Regions from separate parts of the Homo sapiens genome. Here region 1 is linked to region 2. A link is a contact called in ENCODE Hi-C data. All regions are on one chromosome and are shown on one strand. Each heading gives the region's core, a stretch centred on a gene start or an enhancer-like site at or near the end of the contact. The rest is flanking DNA. Distances are from core to core; before and after follow the strand shown. Region 1 overlaps LOC105373893 (a long non-coding RNA gene). Region 2 has its middle 41 kb from the start of LINC02832.

Region 1 (6,834 bases), core at 1,511-4,010, 630 kb before region 2:
CCCAAAAACCTTAATTGTGTCATCCAGGGCCTAAATTATCTGTCTATCCCTGCCTGGACTTGTTTATGTCATGCTCATTAGTCAGTTCTGGTCAATTCTCCTTCCCAAAAAAGGACAGAGCTCCTGGCCACATATTCAATGCCAACGCAAAAAGCCAGGCTCCCAGGTCCCTATCAAACCAGATAATGGCCTCCCTATTGAGCACCTCTATTCTAAGTTACCAGTAAGACACCGCTGTTATTTCACAGTCTTAGCTTGGAAGACCCACCTGCCTTCCCACAGCTTCTAACTCATTTACTAATAACCATGATTTTCTCATTTCTGTTGTCTGGTACTCACCTCTGGCTTAATATGTACAAATAACCCAGGTTCATACTCAGCATCTCACCAAGGGATAAATGTTCTAAGGTGTCCAGGGACTTTTCTGTGCCTTCTTTCATATGTTAACATGCAATATCCCTGAAGAACCTCTTTGAAAAACTACTTGGAAGTGTTGACAAAAGCTAAATATATGTGTTCATTAGGACCCAACCCTTCTACTCTTAAGTATATACATACCCATCAAAAAATGCTCACATATGTTCAGCAAAAAAATAAAAAATAAGAATATTCATAGTAACTCTCTTGGTAATATACAAAAAAGAAAAAAAAATCTGGAAACAAACCAACAAACCAAATGGTCCTCTATAATAGAACAGATAAATTGAGACATTCATACAATGGAATTATTTCCAAAAAAATAGAATGAACAAACTATAATTACACAGAAAAACATCGGTGAATCTCACGGACAATACTCAGTGAAAGAAGCCTGGTACAAAAAAGTATCTGCAGTTTGCTTCCATTTATATTAGGGGCATAAACAGGCAGTCCCACGCTATCATCCTAGAAGTTAAAATAGTAGTTACTCTTCAGGATGGGGTGAGTAAGTGACTGGAAAGGCTTGGAGCACTTCCAGGACTCTGGTAAGTTCTGTTTCTTGATCTAAGTGCTTGTTGCAGGAATATCTTTACTTTGGGAACATTCATTGAGCTGTAGTCTTATACTTTGTGCACGTTTCACTGTCACTCTTATCTGATATTTCAATGACTTATTTAAATGAATTGATAAGAACATAGTGAAATGTACTTACAAAATTTTTATTGATGACTCCATACCAGATATTAAAAGATATATAATTTTCATCAAGGAAAGGGTTGAGGGTCCCAGGGGAACAGGAATCTTTTCCAAAAATCACTTATTAATTTGGTTTTACAGATGGGAAACCCTGAAATGAAAATCTTCGGGGAAATTTTAAAAAGCTTTCTCAAGGTTACAAATCTATTTGATGATAGATTTAGACTAGAAACCAGACACCATGACTTAGCCTGGCATTATTCAACCACACAAGATTCTTCTGGATAAGAAAACATATTGAAGTTCTCTATAAAACACTTGAGGCTCTTTAACTCACTATATTATTCTTCCATGAAACATGTAGAAATGAAAAAAATTTTGCATAACAAAAAAGCTCCAGACAGTGAGTGTTCTCGTGCCAGTCCTCCTGGAGGCAAATGGTCAATCCTGGGTGAAAAGTTCAAACATTGCATCTGGACACTGGTCCTTGCACTTACAGCATCCTCCTCACTCTCCACTGACTATACACATTGCCTATAGCAATCACCTAAGCATATTCACACATTCAATATGGTCATTCTATACAATTCACCTTTGTGTACTAGATACCAAGCAATATTGCCATTGTATCTAGCAATAGTACTGGATTCGCCCCCAACCATCCAGATTTTCTTATTTAGCTTCCTGATAATCACAAGATTATTAATGTGCAAGACTGCTGATTAGAATCACTAAAATGATTGGCTTTGCTTATATCCCAAGAGTTCATCTATACAGCAGGTAAATCGACATCACTCCAAATATAGGCTCAGAAACAGACACATTCTGGCTGGGGTGGAGCAAATAAAGATGAGAAGTTCTAAAATATAACGTTCAATACATAATATGCCATAATAGTCCTACTGGGCTCTCTCTGAAGCCCTTTCTAATTTTTAGCCATCAGATCTTGGAACAAGTTGCTTAATGTCCCACGCCTCAGTTTTTTCACCTGTAAAATAGAGATGAAAATAACATCGACTGGCATTGGACTCTTGGAAGAATTAAATGGAAAACTATGTAGAAGACACTTAACACCATGCCTGGAAAATAGTGAGAATTCAGTCAAGGTTGGTTATTATTACCATGATCACTATTATCCTTGCTGTTGTAACTCTATTGCCTTGACAGTTGGTTCGCCAATTTTCTCAGGGCAGCTTCTCCCAGGAGATGCTGAGCTAAGGATTCAAATTCAAGTGACTTATTAAGGGACTGCTCCTAGGAGAAACCAGGACAGGAGTCAGGAAACCAGGATAAGATGGAAAGAAGTCAAGGAATGGTGTGATTTCAGGTCAATTTCAGACTCAGCCTGGTCTCAGAAGGAACTGTAAAGTGTAAACGGTACCTCAGAGTTTGTCCCATCTGAAAGCAACAAAGCCGGATTTTTATACTTCTGCACCCGCCTGTCATTGGTTAAAGGATGGGAGGGGGTGTGCAACTGTCCCTAGAGGGTGTAACTTCTGAACTTAGGCCCTCCATTGGGGTAAGGCAACTCCAGGTGCCTAAGGAAAATCCTCTGAAGGTTTGAGTAGAAAACCATGGGCCCATGAAACAAGTAAAAGAGATCTGAGGGGATCTGGGCAGGCTGCCAACTGTGCCTGCTACAGCTTCCTATGACTAAATTCATGAAGTCTGTTGCCAACTTTCCATGCCTACTATCTTTCTATTTGAACCTCCCCACTAACTGAGCACATTCTTTCTATTCTTGGCTCTGCTTGGCTTGAGATCCAGATCTGTCTTTTGGACCCAGACCTTCTCAGGCAAGGCCCCATGACAATGGCTTTGAGGTGTCCTTTCTGGGCTGACCCCCTGGATCTACCTGATCATGATGATCTACATGACTTTCCCCAGCCAGGTTCTACTCTTGGTTTTCTCCTGATTGCCAGGAGGGAAACTGGCATCACATCTCTCTGAATTTTGAAGTGCCAAACTCTAAAACTCTTCTTAGAGTTAATGTATTTAATTTTATTAGATATATATTTCATTCATATATGTACCTATAGCTATATTTTATGTATTAACTATATATATGACTTAATTTGAGAACATGTGCAGTCACAGGAATAAAATTGAGAACTAAATACCACTATTTGTAGAACCAGGGAAATAACTTGCAACCTAAATAAATACACTAGGAGAAAATGTGCAATATCAAATCAAACTTGGCACATACAAACAATGAAAAATGAATCAAACCTATGTAAAAAAAATCAATTCCCCTCCCCATAATTTATGTCAGTATTTTACATATAATAAAATCCTCCCTAAGCAAATAACTGATAAAGCAATAAAGCTGTCAGATGCAATAAACGGACTGTTTGCCTGGACTCTCTGGAAACACTTCCATTCAGAGGCAGATACCCTGCTATATTAAGCTACATGAAGAAAACATTTATCTATTGTGTGATAAACCTGACAAGTGCCTAAATCATCTGCCTAAGAAGACTCTCTGGAAATGCGCCTCTACAAAGGTTTATATTAATTATATCACCCTGAGTGTGAGATATAATTACACCTGTTATGTGATTGGAGTGGAAAAGAGGGAGTAGAAATTAACTTCTATTGAACAACAAAGTAATTATCCATTATTGAGGATAAAGTAGGGCATCCCCATTGTATTTTAAGATTGGATTCGTTCATTGAAGTTTCTGTTGCTCCCTCTACATCTTTTTGACCAAAAAGAAGGTCAACCCAGCAGGTGGAATATTATCTGCAGGTGAAACTTTTTGATATCTGGAAACATCTGCTGGTATGCACTTCAAAGATTTCAAACTGAAGACATTATCCTTCTTCTTATACCAGCAATTTATCCTGTGTCCACCACATCCCACCCCCACAGTTGTATAACTAGAGTATTTGGAATTATTCTTAGCTACCCTCTCATCCCTTACATCTATTTGGACATCAATTCCTATCAATTCTGTGTTCTAAACTCAGTTATGAGCCCTCCTCCCCAGTCTCTGCCTCCACTGTTTATTTTTTGAGTCCTGGCCATTTCTTGCTGGGCTTGCTGCATTGGCCCTTTGCAGGTACTGCCCCTCTCAGCCTTTATGCTTCCCAGGCAGAACACTGACGTCAAAGTCAGCTTCTAAAATATAGATCTGGTCTTGTCACTCTTCTGCCTCAAAATAAATCGCCTATGTCCAACGACACAGGGTGCAGAAAAAGGAGCCAGACAAGAAAGAATGTTCCCAAGGATTCTACTTACAGAAAGTTAAAAAAAAATAATAATAATAGTGCTTTGGGATGCAATGTTGGGTGGTATATTAGTATCCCATTGCTGCTGTAACAGGTTACCATAAATTTGGTGACTTCAAATAACAAAAACTTATTATCTTACAGTTTGGCAAGACAAAAGTCTGAAATGGGTATGATGGAGCTAAATTTAAGAGGCCACGCTGGGTGTGCCATCCACGCCTGTAATCCCAGCGCTTTGGGAGGCCGAGGCGAGCAGATCACGTGAAGTCAGGAGTTCGAGACCAGCCTGGCCAACATGGTGAAATCCCATCTCTACTAAAAATACAAAAACAACAACAACAACAACAAAAATTTAGCTGAGCATGATAGTGGGTGCCTGTAATCCCAGCTACTCGGGAGGCTGAGGCAGGAGAATCGCTTGAACACAGGAGGTGGAGGTTGCAATGAGCCAAGATTGCGTTACTGCACTCCAGCCTGGGTGAAAGAGCAAGAATCCATCTCAAAAAATAAAAATAAATAAAAATAAATAAATTTAAAAAAATAAGAGGCCAGAAGAATGGTGTTTCTTCTGGAGGTTCTAGAGGATAATCCATTCTTAGCCTTTTTCAGTTTCTTGAGGCTTCCTGTGTTCCTTCTCGTGTGGCTCCTTTCCAGCAATCAGATCACTCTGCCATCTGCTTCTGTTTTCCTGTCTCCTTCTCTGACCATCCTGCCTCCCTCTTTCACTTTTAAGGACACCTGAGATTACACTGGATCCACCTAGGTAATCGAGGGTGCTCTCCCATCTCAAGATCCTTATTTTAATCACATCTGCAAGGTCTCTTTTGTCATATAAGATAACACAGTCACAGGTTCCGGGAGACTAGGACATGGGCGCTCAGATTTGGGGAGATAATTATTCTGCCTACCATAGGTGGTGAGACCATAAAGAAAAGCCAGGATGTGACGACCATAAAATTCATTACAGAGTTTACACTTATTATGGGGGAAGGGATTGGAGTTAGAAAGAAGCTTGTGGAAGCAAGCTTCTAGGGGTCTGGAAATGTTCTGTTTTCTGACCCAGGGATGGTTACGTGAGTATTCACTTTAAAAGAATGTTTAAAGTATACATTTTTATTTTGTGAATTTTAATATATGTATTTTTTCACATTAAAAATTATTTTTAAAATCTGCCTAATAGTCTCTATCAAATTATCCTGGATACCTGGCGCTCACAATATGGTCTCAGCTTCTCCTGCAAGTCTCATCTCTAGGCACTCCCTGCCCCTCTCCCTGGTCCTCCCTCCTCCCCTGCACCCACCTCACACTCTACCTTCCAGCCACACTGACCATAAGATATTCTTTTACACCTTCGTGTCTTTTCACATGAAATTCTCTTCTCTTGGTCTGCTTTTACCTTCTTTGCCTGGTGAACGTTATTATATACAATAAAGCCCAGGCAAAGTGCCACATCCCACATTAAGCCCTCTCTTCCTCTATCCCTCTCCCTTCAAAGCCATTCAGCTGGTCCATCCTCTGTGCCGCCACTGCGCTTTGTCCATAATCCATCACATCATGGCCATGTTCAGTTGTGAACTGATACGTATGTCTCTATCTTACCAGATCTCCAAGCAGCTGCAGGGCATCTATTTCTTAGCAAAGTGCTTGACATACATTCTATACTTAATGAATATGTTTCTCTAAAAAAAATTTATTGCAGCATAATCTATTCTATCGTGTAAAAAAGGCCAGAGGATAATGTTGGGGCTGATAGAGATTGAGAAAATGGAGAGAAACCAGATTCATACCATTATATTTTAGGTCCAACAAGTTGGCTGGAAGAAATTCCAATTTTGAAATAGGCTTAAATCCAAAGTGTACAGACACTTCATATATAGTTGCTTCTCATTATTCACAGTAGTTATGTTCTATAAAGTCGCTGCTAATACTGAACAATTGTTACTAGGGGAAATATAGGTTTAGGGAACTGCAAGCCTCTGGTGACAGCATTTTCATCAATATACAACCTTGTTCTAGGTGTGTTTGTGTTCAATAATATCTTATTTAATATATAGTTGATTCATTAACCTTGAACTCACAGCCAACAGCACTATAACATATGCCTGAATGAAGCTTAGCTAACATACATATTTTCCCTGTAAGGCATGTCACAGCCTTCCTGTGCTCAGTAACACTTAGACAGCACTTCAGAACTAGGCATGGGCTATTTTAAATAGCAAAATCACCCAAAAAAGCACAAAAATGAGAAAAACATGGCACTAAATGTACCCTAAAAAATGCTTATTTACAGTATGAGAGCTGCAAAAAGAAGGCTGAGCATCATGCATGTTGTCGACACCTTGTTCTTTCTCAGCTGGGAATATGGCTTCGCATATCGGAGAATTTCCGTGGCTCTGTGCATGCACATGCCCACAAATGACCACTAAAGCACTGCTGAGTATTAATTTGGGGGCTACACATAAATTTTAGTGAGTATGTACATTT
Region 2 (6,343 bases), core at 3,259-5,758:
TCCTCCTCTTCCGTGATCCTTGCTAGCATAATCCTCTCAAGAAGTTTGGGCTTTCAGGAAACAAAGCTAAGAAGAGTGTTCCTTCTCTTCAGTTAACTTCTGCTTTCTCCCCAGAAAACATAAGCCTCTCCTGGGGTTAAATACAAAGTCTGGATACCTCCTTCAGAGCGCAGGAGTCATAGTGACAGGGAAAAATATAGCAAAATAAAACACTAACGACTCTTTCAATATATCACCCTTCCATGAATGTCCTGGAAAGTTTATCTGGACTGCAGGATAGAGGAGAGATTGGGGAGAGGAATAGGGGAATTGTTTAAAAAACAGTGCTTCTGGGCACAAGATGGAAGGCCTGGATTAGGGAATTTAAGCACTTTTCTGTGACCAGTGAGCAGATATTTGAACAGGCCTGCAACGTCGAATGATTCCACATAATTTGCCACTCTGGTCTTCCCCACCGGGAGCTGTACCTACCCAAATAGGACACCAGGTTAGAAAAGGAGAAAAGCATAAGGCAAGTGGGAAAAGTAGACTTGGTTTCCACTCCAACCGAAGTGAGTATGTGAAGATGTTTTCTCCTCTCCAAGCTCCAAAACCCAGACCTCTGTGCCCTCTTGGATGCAGGGGGGAAAGCTCAAGAAACCAACCTCCCAGCTCCTTCATTTCAGGGAATTGAAAGGAGATCACAGTTCAGCAACAATGAAAGACAGGTCTTGCTCTGACTCCAGAGCAACGTGTGAAGTGGGTACAGAGGAGGGTTTCCAGGCTGACAGTAATGAAGTGACAGCAGATGTCAAAGTCTTGCCTCAAGCTAATCAAAAGGCTGCTGGCTGCCTCCATCAGCAATGCCTGTACCTCGTGCAATCAATCTCCCTCTCCCTCCCACCTCCCCTTATGCACACATGCATGCACACACAATCACGCATGCACACACATTTATTTGGGGAGTTTAAAGAGGAAAAAGCCTTTGCTCTCAACAGACTCCAATGCCTTTCCGCTACCCAACTGACTACACCCCCTTCCTCCTTTCTTCCCCTCCTGTGGTCGTACAATGAGGAAACTTTAAGATCGCCTCTTCACAAAAAGATGTGGGCCCCTACTTTAGCAGATTGTGGGCAATGTGTGGGAGAATTCTATGAGGCCTAGGACCAGCCCAGCCACAGGATATCTTTTCTCCCACTGCTGCAGAGAGATGGGCCTTGCAGAAGCAGAACTGACAACAAGCACCAGTCCCTTGCAGGTCCCTGACCTCCAGGAGAGATTTGCCCCAAGGACAGGGCGCTGGTATTCTCTTGAGACTGATGCCTTATCCTTCCTACCCCTGGTTTTCTGGAGCTTCTCAGGAATACATTGGAATGCAGCCTGTGCTTGTGCAGTTCTCCCTTTTCAAATGCAAGGCAAAAATGAGTTTGTCAAGATTGAGCTGTTGAGCCCGCTAAAAACGTTCCTGAGAGTGAATACCCCAGGGCTCGAGCAATCAATCCGCCATTGCAGGGGCTGGGCCTGGACGTTAAGCAGCCTCAAGTGTAATTTAGGGCTGTGCTTATTGCAGGCTCAGACCTTGTTTGATGCACTGGAGTGGATAAAAGTTCCCTCTCTGCATGTGGCCATGTCCTATGTGTCTATCGTATCTTTAACAATGTAAACATCAGAAACAGATGGGGAAATCCAGGCCGATGCCAGGCCAAACAGCACTCTCTACAGACAATACATCATGGTGCCAAGACAAATACGTTCTGTCGATATCACTAATTTATAGCACACTGGAACCAAGCAAAACAAATAACAATTAAGGCCCAGAAATCTTAAAATGAATAACCTTTCTGTACACAAACTCAATGTCACTATTAAAAGGCCATCAACTACAACGAATATATGAAATATAACAATGAAATCCTTCTTATGTGAATAATTACTGAATAATTACCAGGAAAGGGGGCATTTCTCTAGCTTGCAGAGTCTGTGGGTTTTGAACATTAAGCCTTGCTTTTGCAGAGCACACAGATGCCTTCAAAATGCTTTTGCAGACTCGGCAACACTGTGATAACACTGGTAGGGGAGAGAGGGGGTACACAGGCCCTTATGCCCCCATTTTCCAGTTGGGACACCTGGGGATAGACTGAAGAAGGGAATGGCCCAGTCACATTGCTTTAATGGACAAAACAAGTTCTCAAAATTAGGTCTCTTAATCTCTAGTCCAGTGTCCCTTCCACCACCATCACTTCCTCCCATGCCCCTCCCTCCATACTAGGTCTCTTAACTAGGGAAGCAAGTGCAAGAAACCTCTCAGGCCCTGAATGGGCAAAGCTGGTGGTACAGCAGGGACCCAGCCCTTGCAATGCCCAGATATCCTTCCAGGGATATTTGAGCCCTTGGGTATTCACTCCCATTCAGCCCATTGTCACTCCTCACTAGCCAATGCAGGTACCTTAGCAGAGATGAAGGCTACCTATGTAGCCACAAACTATGAAGCCAACAGGCTTCAGCTGAACGGCTTCCTATTTCAGCCAGGTATAAGCTTATCTTAGGGGTCACGGCTCAGTCTAGGGAGTGAAAAGAATTCACATAGCCAGGCGTGTGGTAGCTGACACCTGTAATCCCAGCACTTTGAGAGCAAGAGGTAGGAAGACTGCATGAGGCCAGGAGTTCGAGGCCATCTTGACTAACGTAGCAAGATCCCATCTCTGTTAAAAAGAAGAAGGAGAAGGAGAAGCAGCAGCTACCTGAAAATGTAGCCAATCCCCTCTCTCTGTCTGCAGTTAGCCCACCTGACGGGTCACCTGCTTTATCTGGGCACAGCCCAGCAGCAGTACTGCCCATCTTGTATGGGTCATGCTGAGGAGATCTGGCTCCTACCAGAAGAAGGACCTGCTCACTGCATGTACCACAGCTCTTGAGAGTCATTGGCAAGCACAGTGAAAACTGTTCTTCACCCATCAGATTCACAGAACATGTAAAACAATGATCATTTTAACAGTGGCAATGGTATGGGGAAATGGGAACCCTTATAAATTGGTGGGAGGAAAGCAAATTCCTACAATATGTTTATAGGCAATTTAGCAATTTTAATGAAAATGTATTAGGCTGAACCATTTGAAATTGCCAATAATCAACTGTCTTTGGCCTACAAAAATTTCATATGGTTCAACCGAATACAGTGTGCTTGCCCTTCAATTTTCCATATTTGTGTCTTTGTAGCTACCCTAGAGAAATGTTGGCACATGTGCACAAAGATCTCACACAGTAGCACATGGGTGCCAGTAAGAGTTTGAAAACAACCAGGCCAGGTGCAGTGGCTCACACCTGTAACCCCAACGCTTTGGGAGACTGAAATGGAAGGATTGCTTGAGCCCAGGAGTACAAGACCAGCCTGGGCAACACAGTGAGACCTGTGTCTCTCCAGAAAAAACAAAAACAAAAATTAGCCAGGCATGGTGGCCCAGGCCTGTAGTTCCAGCTACCTGAGAGGCTAAGGTGGGAGGATCACTAGGGCCCAGGAGATGGAGGCTGCAGTGAGCTGCGATCGTGCCACTGAACTCCAGCGTGGGCAACAAAGTGAGATCGTCTCAAAAAAGAAAAGAAAAAAGAACAACCTAAAATGCCCATCAATAGGAGAATGGGGGAGAAATGATAGATCCCCACTGGGGAATACTATGCAGCAAGTAAAAATGTAGACCTTTTCAACGAATTAATTTCAAAGAGAGAGGGAGAGAGAAATGGAAGGAGAACGTATGGGTTAAAGGAGACTTAAGAGATATATCAATCAATGGCACTGTGTGGATCTTAATAGGATCCTGATTCAAATAGTTTTTTAAACTAGATGAAGCCTGATATTAAGGAATTATTAATTTTTTAAGTGTGACAATGGTATTGTGGCTTTTTTTAATAGCCCTTAACTAGGGAGAGAGGAGGGAGGGGTAGGGAAGACAGAAAGAGAAAGAGAAGAAGGGAAGGAGTTATGATGACTCGCTTCAGCTCTCTGCTACCCAAAGGTAAAGGGGTCCCTAGCAAGCAAAGAAAACTTTCTTGAACGTTTCTTCTAGTAACATCTACTCCAAAGTAAAATTCTCAGTTTGGAAGCCTAGGCTGTAACCCTGCACTAAGCTGATGATTCACTGGTTTGGTCTGCACCCAATCTGCCCTCCATTACTCAGGATAGCAAAGAATTGGCTGGAAATTGCATGCTGAATTCTGCATAGAAAATAATGTGCACATCTGAAATATTATTCAGTTGTCTGAGAGCTGCTAGACTACATTCTAAGCTGACTTCATAGAGTATTTATAACTGCCAAAACAAGTTATTTCAAAAATAAATACGGTATTTTTAGCCCAGTGTCGTTGATAACCTATTCTGCGATGTCATAAGCTCAGCTAAGACGCAACAGCACAGCTCCAGTTCCCGCTGGTTGCCAGGGATCATCTGCAGTGCACGGGCTGTCCAGCTCCCTGGGGTGATGGACCGAGGCCTGCCTGCCTCCGGGAGCTTGCACATTAACTCTCGACAGGCAAAAGAAGTCAGGCCAGATCTCTGCAGAAAGCAGCACTCACCCTCAGCTCCCCGTCCTCCCCCGTAGGCGATCAAAATTGAAGAATAAAAGGAAAAGAGCAGCAATGATAATGGAAAATGAAAAAGAAGCAGGGGGAGGAGAAGGGAGGGAGGGAGCCAACACTACCTCAGCAGATGCTAAGGGCAGCCAAGGAGCCAGAGGGGAAATGAAAGGCGAGAAGGCAGAGAGGAGGGAAACCTAAATAGGTTTCTCCATGACCGGAGTAACAAGGCCACTTAAGGGTGCGGAAGACACTATAGGAATCCCCGGCCCTGGACTGGAACCTGTGCACCTGAGATGGAGCTTTCTGGAAGGGGAGCAAGAACCCAGGGAGGCTGGGTCTTCAGCTCGCTCTAGTTTTTTGCCAACATTTTTCTCTCCTGCTGCTGCTCCTCCTGCTGCACTATGATAAGGACTCTCCAGGAGGAGAGGATCAGAAAGTGTCGGCTCAAGCTGATCTAGTTTTAAGCCTCAGCTCTGCTACACAGCTGTGTGACCTTGGGCAAGTTACTTAACCTCTCTTGGTCTCAGTTTCCTCAACTATGATGTAGAGATGACAGTAGCACCTGACCTCCAGGGAGGCTGGGAGAATGACACACAGCGTTTATACAGTGTCAGCTACACAGTGGGATCCCAATAAGTAGAGGATCATGTCCTCATTACCCTTTGGCCTCCTATTGCCAGTCCCTCTCTCCTATACCACTAATTGACCCTCTTTATATAAGGTTAATATACATAAAGTTGTGGTCATTTGGCTAAAGTCTAGACAGGAATTATGGGAGGAGAGAGGAGAGAGGAGCTCAGGAACTACTGTTTGAGAGAGGTCAACAGCACTGGTGATGATAAAAGCATTCCATGTTTCAGGCCACGGAGTCAGCCAATCAGCCACACCTGCTTTCAAATCCCACCTCTACCATTTACCAACTACATGGCCTTAGGCAAGTGTATTAGCTCACTATGGCTGCTGTAACAAATTGCAGCAAACTCAGTGGCTTAATACAACTCAAATGTATTCTCTTACTTATTATCTCTCTCTGGAGGCAATAAGTCCAAAATCAGTCTCACTGAAAGCAAGGTGTTGGCAGGGCTGGCTCCTTCTGAACACTCTTGGGGAGAATCCATTTCCTCCCCTTTTCCAGCTTCTAGTGGCCACCTGTGTTCCTTGGCCTGTGTCCCCCTCTTCCATCTTCAAAGTCCATGGCTCCAGTCTCTACCTCCACCATCACACCACCTCCACTGACTCTGACCCTCCTTCATCCTTCCTGGAAGGGCCACTTGACTACATCGGGCTTACCAATATAATCTGGGATCATCCCCTATCTCAAGATCCTTACTTTAGCCACATCTACAGAATCCTTTTTGCCATAGAAGGTAATATTTACATGTTCTGGGGAGTACAACGTGGCCATATTTGGAACCATTATCCAAACTACCATTGCAAGTGAATTTATTTCTCTGAGACTTGTTTTCCTCACCTATACAAAGAAAATGATACCTACTCTAATAGTTCCTGTTACATGTCAACTTGGCTATGCACAGTGCCTAGATATGTGGTTAAATACCAGTCTAAATGTGGTCATGAGGGTATTTTTTAGATGAAATTGGCATTTAAATCAGCAGTCTTCGAGTAAAGCAGATTATCTTCCATGATATAATGGGCATCACTCTGTCAGTTGAAGGCCTTTTGAGAAAAAAGACTGATGTGTCTCAGCCCTGGTAAGACAATGAGGAACAGTTCCATGGCACGATGCTATGAGCATATATGGAGGTACAAGCAACGTTCACCATATTTAGGTAGC

What was found. Hi-C counts contacts between places; a loop is a spot of excess contacts on that map. Pooled maps may share reads with other maps.
Region 1: a pooled map of heart left ventricle shows a loop between it and region 2 (1.9-fold over the local background). The contact joins two enhancer-like sites. A Hi-C loop is called at or near these places in 1 of 168 maps with a recorded cell type or tissue (left ventricle myocardium superior) and 1 of 50 pooled maps.

The regions. Positions count from the first base shown.
Region 1 is chr2:220,390,591-220,397,424 of GRCh38, reverse strand. All of the region lies in intron 3 of LOC105373893 (a long non-coding RNA gene), which reads right to left. Among named protein-coding and RNA genes, the nearest start is that of MIR4268, 490 kb to the right of the region's middle. Within about 2 kb of position 2,760, at least 2 of the 41 ENCODE cell types and tissues checked have a DNase peak (open chromatin) inside an H3K27ac peak, as active enhancers do.
Region 2 is chr2:219,767,621-219,773,963 of GRCh38, reverse strand. No RefSeq gene overlaps it. Among named protein-coding and RNA genes, the nearest start is that of LINC02832, 41 kb to the right of the region's middle. Within about 2 kb of position 4,508, at least 8 of the 41 ENCODE cell types and tissues checked have a DNase peak (open chromatin) inside an H3K27ac peak, as active enhancers do.